Regions from separate parts of the Homo sapiens genome. Here region 1 is linked to region 2. The links are chromatin contacts, found by Hi-C in ENCODE. All regions are on one chromosome and are shown on one strand. Each heading gives the region's core, a stretch centred on a gene start or an enhancer-like site at or near the end of the contact. The rest is flanking DNA. Distances are from core to core; before and after follow the strand shown. Region 1 holds the start of UBL3 (ubiquitin like 3). Region 2 holds the start of CDK8 (cyclin dependent kinase 8).

Region 1 (4,017 bases), core at 1,035-3,534, 3.6 Mb before region 2:
CGTGGCAGAGCCAGGTCTTTTGACTTCCTATGAAGTTATTTTTCCCATTACAAAAATGCTGTGTCATTCACTTTCTTCCAACTGATGCTGACAATAGATTCCTGGTGTCAAGAAGATGCTACCTTTTCCTGCTTGGGACAGCTGAACTCCTTTCTACAGCCTCCCACCTCACCCGCCTGAGCTGGGAAGCAAAGAGAAAAGAAAGAGTGGAAAAATCTGCAACTGTGTCCAATAATGTTACCTCATGCCTTAACAATGTTAGGGATGAGTTATAATGAGTTTTATTGAGAATAATGTCTCAGCCCCTCTTAGAAGAGTAATTGGAAACACAGCGACTTTTGAAAGACATTGCCTTTTGTAAAGGTGGCAGTGGTAACCTGCAGCAAACAGCAACTCTTGCCTTTCTACTTACAGTGGCACTTAGGCCCGGCAGTGCCATGGCCAGGCAGTGCCATGGCCAGGGAGGTCATTGGATAAAAGTTGGAGTCAAGGGTATGGTGGAGGGACTAACTCTGTGAGTTAGAGCTTTCAAAATGTGCTCCAATATTCCTTCTGAGCTCATTGGTCAATTGAAGTATTTTCACCTGCCCTTATTTCCTGGGGGGCTGGTGTAGGGGTAGGGGGACTCTGTGGTTGCTAAACATTGCAAATGAGCAACCAAGTAACAAAGGCCATGGAAAATCACGTAACTATGGACTTGGAAATATCTAGACAAAGTCCTGAAGCCTAATCACAGTGAGATTTGGGCCTCTCTTCTCTTCTGGCCTTTGGTTTTTCGGAGAATTTGATCTATCTTCCTCAGGGTGATATAGGCCCTTAGGAGTGTTTGGAATTTCTCCACCCAGGCTACTCAAGAGGCAGGTACTCTAAATGTCCTGTGGGTTTCCAACTGATGAGAAACCCAACTGGAGAGATTGCTGTGGGGAATCACGTAGGCTTCTAGACAATGAGCTCCCTGAGGACAGTGACTGGATTCTGCCTCTTTTCAACAGCCCTATAGACAAGGATGTAATAACCCCCATTGCCAACCCAAGACCTTGGCATTTCTGCCACATGATGCTGCTGTTCGCTACAGTGACTCATTTTTAAACTCCTAGTGCCTAGCAGAGTGCCTGGCACATTTGTTTGCTGAATGAGAGAATGAGTAGTGACATTTCATATCAAATGATGCATTATTATTTACAAAGTGATTTATTTCCCATGCATGAACTCATCCTCATAACTACCCCTACTTTACCCCGGAAGGTAGGCAAGACCATTTTACAGATGAGGTCACACAGCTGTAGGTTGGAGAGGTGGCTTTCAGACTCTAAATTCATTGGCATTTATATATAGGCATCATATTGAGACTGCCCTTTCTAAAGTACTCTGTCAAAGGACTAAGAGATATGAATAGGGATTCAGATGTTGACCTCAGATTTAGGAACAAAATGCAGAAATCACAAATGTCCATCTGAATGGTGTCTCAACAATGGCATTATTTTCTCCTATTTGCTAATCACTGCAAGGCATATAGGTTTTCAATTACATTATGAGTTACATAGAATAGAATTTAGGGTCCAGATGGGTAAACTGGTGAATCCCCATGAAGTTTGTAGTAGCTATTTCCTGATACAGATTTGATATAATAACACTGTTGTATGTAATACAGTTTTGGTAATTTCAGTTAAGTAGATTGTAGCTTTATTGCCCTGGGTCTTCAAGGAAACACATGTTCAAATATTCTCACTGCTTAATGAGATCCTTGTTCCTGTTGAACTTATGTGACCTTATTGGAAATCAATGATTGCTTTTGTTCTTCAAAATGTAATGTTGAGGAGACCTAGATGAAATCACTCTACAAAATGCATTGAGATTGCAGGATGTGGAGAATGTGCTGTAATTAAAATGAATGATTCTGCTTGGAGGTACAGCATATTTTAGCTCTGTGTGCATATCGTGCATAAGGGAATTTCTCTATGCAGAATTATTTTCTCCCAACAATTCTCATGATCACAGCACTCCTGGTAGCAGGTATCACTTAACTCCTGGGCAGCAGCTTGTCCAAAGCAAGGGAAAGGGAGCTTTCCTTTCCTCGCAACTGTTGCTATGGGGGGCGTGGCTTCGGAGCTGGGTGAGGAGGCGTTCGGCGGCTCCCTCCCCCCCCCACCCTCGTAGACTACACTTCCCGTGATGCTCGAGGGAATGGTCTCCGTGGTGACGCACTTGGTGTCCGCGGAGGGAGGACGAGGACGGGGGCGGCGGCTGCTGCGAGGGGGGGCCCGTGCTCTCCCCGTTTCCCTTAGTCGCACTCAGGCAGCCGCCGCCGCCGCCGCTGCCGCCATGTTGGTTTGAGAGGCGATGACAGGAGGCGGCCGCGGCGTGTGGGACTGAAAAGTGAAGGAGGAGGAGGAGAAACAAAGCTCTGAGAGGAAACCATTCCCGGGCTGAGGAGAAGGAGGACCCGGCCTCTTCCGGGGACCAGCCGAAGTCGGCGTCGCCCGGAGCTCGCGAGGCCGGGGAGGGGAGGGGAAGGGAAGGCGGAGACCGGGGAGGCGGCGGCGGGGAAGGCGGAGGCAGAAGAGGAGTGGCGAGGAGCCGGAGACGATGCGCCCCGACCCCAGCTGCTGTCCGGAGGCGCCCGCGGCCTGAGCCCAGAGGGGCTGTGGAGTGTCCCGGCCGGCCCCGAGCACCCCCGCGCTGTCGGTCCCCCGCTCCGGTCTTTCGCTTTGGCTTCCAACTAGTTAAATGCCCTTGAGCGCGGGTTTCCGCGGCCCGGCTCTTCGCCCCCGCGGCGCGAGTTGAGCCGTTTCCCCGCGCTGTCCGCGCGGGCGCTCCGACAGCGGCTCTGCAGGGTCCGCGGCCAGCGTCCGGCCACCGCTCGGCCGCCACTCAAGGCTCACGCGTCGATGTGTAGCTACATAGTTATCTGTGTACATCCACGCTGGGGCATTTTTCTCCTGCTTAATGAGGACTTGACTCGGGAGCAAGTGTGAATCATTGCCGGGGCTGGGAAAGGAGGAAGGCGCATTTAACCCCCTCCCACCCCTCTCCATGTCCGTGTGTCACTCGGCTCGGTCCACCTGGCGCGGCCGGTCCTGGGGCTGCTGCTGCTGTTGACGACGACGACGACGACGGGGGCTGCCTCTGCTGTCCCGGGAGTTTCCTCCTGCTCCGGCCACACAGCTCCTGGGGATTGTTCCTCTTCGAACCAGAACCTCGGCCTGACCGGCACTTTGGCTCCAAAATAACTTTATTTTTGGGGGAGAAAGCACATCACGAACCAGTCAAAATCGTGGTTTATTTCTGTAACGTGAAGACTTCTGCTCTTTTTTCTTTGTTTGTTTTTTTCGTAAACATCTGGGTGTATATCAAACGGCAAGATGTCCAGTAATGTCCCGGCGGATATGGTAAGTGACGGATAAGTTATGACACTGATTTAATTGTGGTTTCCAATCTTATTTAATCGGAAAGACGGCAGGCGTGGGGCGAAGATTTGCTGGGGACTGTCGAAAAGCCACTGTGCTGAGCGATTTGGAGAAGTTGGAGCTTCTGGTTTCCCCCTTTTAGGAAGTACTGCTTTTAATATGGGTTCTCTCATTTGGTCGTGTTTTCTAAAGCATTGAAGATAGTGGAGAAGTAGGGAAATGTATCATGGTAGCTTGAGGGGACAAAACATCTCCCTCTTCGCTAGAAGCCTCCGAACACTAGTATTTTAACGTTTCTGAAAACGTCAGGGACAGTGGGCAGAGCTGAGGACGGGTGTCCCTACGAGAGAATAGGTAGGGAAACGGGAATCTTGCTTTATGACACAGACGAGATCGTCATTGCAGTAGGGACGAACTTGATATTTTTCAAGAACAGGGATGCACATCTCTTCAAGAAAAAGTATGTTAGAATTTGCTGTGAGGTTTTTGAAATGTCTGAATACGGATGGCAACAGAAATATAAAGATATTTTGGGATTTTCAGAAACGTAGGCTGACCCTGTATTGGTACTTACAATGAATATTCCAGGGCTTTTTAATGCCAGATATTT
Region 2 (3,920 bases), core at 778-3,277:
CCAGAATATCAAGTTTTCAAATCCAAATCCCTACCTTCTGCCGATCTGTTCCACTTTACTGTTGCATAAAAGCACTAAAATACACATTCTAAATTAATTAGAACTCCTATCTTCCTCGTAGAGTCCATTGTAAATACTTTTAGAAAGACATTTCAGTAAATCTAAGAAAAATGTCCAATAAATATACACTTTCCTTTCCAACATCCAGAATACTAAAGTATTTGTAAATATGCGCCCCCCTACCCCACAGTAGGGAACTTCAGCTTTATGAATTTTTTTTTCGTGCTAATGTAGTCTGAACATACTCTCCTACCTAATTGGAAATTTTAAGTGATTAAACATCATACAGCAGGTGACTAAACTGGGATGCTCAAGTAAAGCTACTTCGTTTCTAATAAAATCCAAGGATTATATAATAAGCTTTGACTTTTCAATAATTTTCTATTCTGTCAAAGGCAACAGAGACAACATCCATTTTACAAGAAAACATGGAGTTAATAAAATATATTTTCCCCCCAACTAAGAATTGCCTTCTCTTTTGTCAATATTACAAGACATTCATCTACTGACAAAGAGAAAAAATGAACAATTCACTTGCCTGTTAAGAAACTAAATTGGAAGCATTACCAGTCATAGGTTTAATTAAGTTGTTACTAGGGAAGAATATTTAAAGCAAAGGGATTATTTAAAGTTCACTGCCAGCCGCTAAATTTGGGGGAAACCGCCTGAACGAGATAGTCCCTATGTCACTTGCCTTCTTCCCCACCACCCACCCTGCACCAAACCCCCATTGTTCTATGTAAAAATTCACAGCTAATAATATCTAAATAGCAATTGCAACATTTATGTTGCAGATGATCACTATGGGGAACTCTCTCCAGAACCACATTCACTCGCTGCCTTCCTTTCCTCAAATAAAATACAAATTTGATAAAAAATCGATCACAAACTGGTGGGGGAAAGGATCACAGCCTTCCTTCTAGACCGATGGATGACACTCCAGAGGCGGGTGAGGAAATCCCCAGAAGGTTACCATAATAAATCGACCAAGGAAAAAAAAAAACAAAAAACATTTAACCCGGCGTTTTAGAACGAATTTTTTCATGAATCAGCTTTGAAATCCTTGAAAAGTATACAGCCCACGGTGCAGAGGCTCATCTTGCCTCTTACCACCAGAGCAGAACACAGACGCGGCACGCAGGATTTCTCGTGGGTTTGGATCCCTCGTACACCACTTCCTCCCCAAACCTGGCTGGCGGAGCCAGAGGCCGGCGTCGAGGAAGTCAGAGCCCGGCACCCCGGCGGCCCGCTCTCCCTCCGGGCTACCTGCCTCGGCCTGCGGGAGCGCCGCCCAGCGCGGACACCGGCCCAGACACACACACTCACCCATCTTTCCTCTTGGCTTTGTAGACGTGACCATAAGTGCCTCGGCCAACTTTGCAGCCCTCGTATTCAAACAGGTCCTCGACCCGCTCCCGCTCGCTGCTCAGCTTCACTTTAAAGTCATAGTCCATTGTCACAGCCTCTGAGGCCGGAGAGCTGGGTCGGGGGGCCGGGGGGCAGGGGTGGGGACCGGGGAAGCACGGGCAGCCGCAGCCCCCGGGAACCCGCCCGCTCTACGCCCGCCGGCCGCAGCACCAGCCCGACTGATGCGGCAAGAGCAGGAGGAGGCCCCGCGAAAGCGCCAGGGACATCCAGGGGGACGGCGGGGCAGAGGCCGGCCGGGGGTGGAGGAACGGGGAGGATCCCCCGGCGAAGGAGAGCCGAGGGACGAGGGCTGGGGGTGGGGAGCGGTGTCTCTGCCCTTGTCCCCGCGGGCTCCCTGGGCGCCGGCTCCGCCGCTCTCTCCGGCCGCGCGTTCTGCTCCTGCTGCGGCGGGAGCGGCGGGGCGGCCAGGCGGGCTCTCGTCCTCTCACACGCGCACTCACGCCTCACGCTCTCACACACACGCTCACACTCACTCACTCACTCACTCTCCCATACACTCAAACAGAAGGGCAGAGCCGCACAACAGCCGGTACCTCCTCAAAGAGAGGAGGAGGGAGGGCACTCGCGGAACACGGCCGCGGCTGTCGCAAAAACGTCGCGAAGCCTCGGGCTGCCTCCGGGCCACACTCTAGCCCGCTCCCGCGGTGGCTGGCCGCCCCTGCTGGCGCTGGCACCCTGAGGACCGTGTGGAGGGAGCAGGGGAGCCACTGCCCAAAGCTGCCGCCAAATGCACCACGTGGAACCAGCCCCAGCGGTGGCCGGGCCCCAGACTACAATACCCAGAATGCACAGGCCGCCGCCGCTGCCGCCCCTTCTACGACTCCGCCCCACACGGTGGGAATATGGGAGCGTTGCATGATGGGACTCGTAGTCTAGGGTGAAATTCGTTTCAATCATTTGGGGAAAATTTATTTTTATTTTTACAGCGATCTAACTAGAGTCTGATTTCAGCCACAAACTTGATCAAAGAGGTGCACGTGGGAAGGAGAGTCGTTTGCATTAGAAACACATTTTGTGCCACTCTGAACTCCAGATTTTAAAGGCCACTATCATCGATAAAAGCCGGTATGATATTTGTAAACAGCTCGCGGGCCAGCAGTTGGGGTACTCTTGGTGTTCACAATCTGATAAGGGCTGCACAATGATGTCAACATACTGACATTACAAGCACCAATAAAAGTGAATCAATGACCAGTGTCCAAGCTACTCCTAAACATTGTTACTCTTGTGACAGATGACCATCCAAACCTTTCCTATCCATATACAGGAAGTATTGAGTACAGTACAGCCTTCTGCGATACTACCTATAAGAACACCAGTTTCTAGCTATGATTACAGAAAGGATCTAAATCCATGGGAACTAGTTTGTTAATAATCTTAAGGTAGCAATATGTCCTGCTTCAGGAGTCCTGGTATCTTGATACTAATCTATCATTTTATCTTACCCCCCTTGTCTATTTTTAATTTTTGGTTTTCCAATTGTTACCATTTCCACTAAAGCTCCCCACTTCCCAAAGGGAATATGAACTTTGCAGTTTTAATGTGAACTTTTTAACACTTTTTTTCCCACCTTTCCTGTGATATTTATCAAATTCCTTTCATCTTTTATTTCCTCTACCTTGCTAGATCCTAAGTTGTTATAGGAAGTCATATTTGCATCTTCTGTAAAACCTAGTGTCATGCCTTGATAATGATGCACAGTAAACACTTGTTAAATTAATGAATGAATAAACATGTTTATCTCAAAAAGATCCATATACCAATGATGATGATGATGATATCATCTTGTGAAAAAGCCTCCAAAGGGCTTTCTCTTATATAATTTTCCTTGGAGAAAATTAGTGACTTCACCACTGTGTAAAATTAAATTGTTTTTACCTAGCATACTATATAAGTATTGAGTATTTTACTATACTGGGTTTGAATCCTGCATTGTCATTTACTAATGTGTTCTTGGAGCCTAGAATTTTTTCTTTGCAAAGTGCAAAGCACAAAACAAATGTAGGCTTTCATTAATGGCATATTATTTGTTTCCATTCAGTGATGAAAATTGGGTAACTCTCTAGCAGAACTGCTCATTTGCATCCTTAAAGAATTACATCATTTTCTGAATATGGATTTAAAAGATTCTTCCTTAGACAATGTATTTTGTATTTTTTGAGGGATGTGTCTTTTGTGCACATATTTACTCATGGATCTTGAGAAATCAAACTACCACACTGGAGGAAAAGTTGTGAAGAGGCATGGGACTCAGCTTGCCCCTACACTGTATCGGGTCCCCCTTCCCCACCTCCTGTACCAATTATACACACTATTCTGGAACACTGAAGGTCTCAGACCTTTTTTGTTTGTCTTTTTGTGTTTTTATTTTGAGACAGGGTCTGGCTATGTCACCCAGGCTGGAGTGCAGTGATGCGATCACAGCTTACTAC

What was found. Hi-C counts contacts between places; a loop is a spot of excess contacts on that map. Pooled maps may share reads with other maps.
Region 1: a loop to region 2 is called in a map of B cell, with 19 times the contacts of the local background. The contact joins the promoter of UBL3 here to the promoter of CDK8 in region 2. A Hi-C loop is called at or near these places in 4 of 168 maps with a recorded cell type or tissue (B cell, CD8-positive, alpha-beta T cell and naive thymus-derived CD4-positive, alpha-beta T cell) and 10 of 50 pooled maps.

Annotation. Positions count from the first base shown.
Region 1 is chr13:29,848,884-29,852,900 of GRCh38, reverse strand. UBL3 (ubiquitin like 3) reads left to right here and starts at 2,284. Exons shown (of 5, transcript NM_007106.4): 1 at 2,284-3,389. The coding sequence starts at 3,363. RefSeq lists silencers at 2,129-2,238, 2,509-2,808 and enhancers at 2,369-2,438, 3,109-3,178, 3,649-3,718.
Region 2 is chr13:26,252,236-26,256,155 of GRCh38, reverse strand. CDK8 (cyclin dependent kinase 8) reads right to left here and starts at 2,027. Exons shown (of 13, transcript NM_001260.3): 1 at 1,387-2,027. The coding sequence starts at 1,514. RefSeq lists a silencer at 1,423-2,022.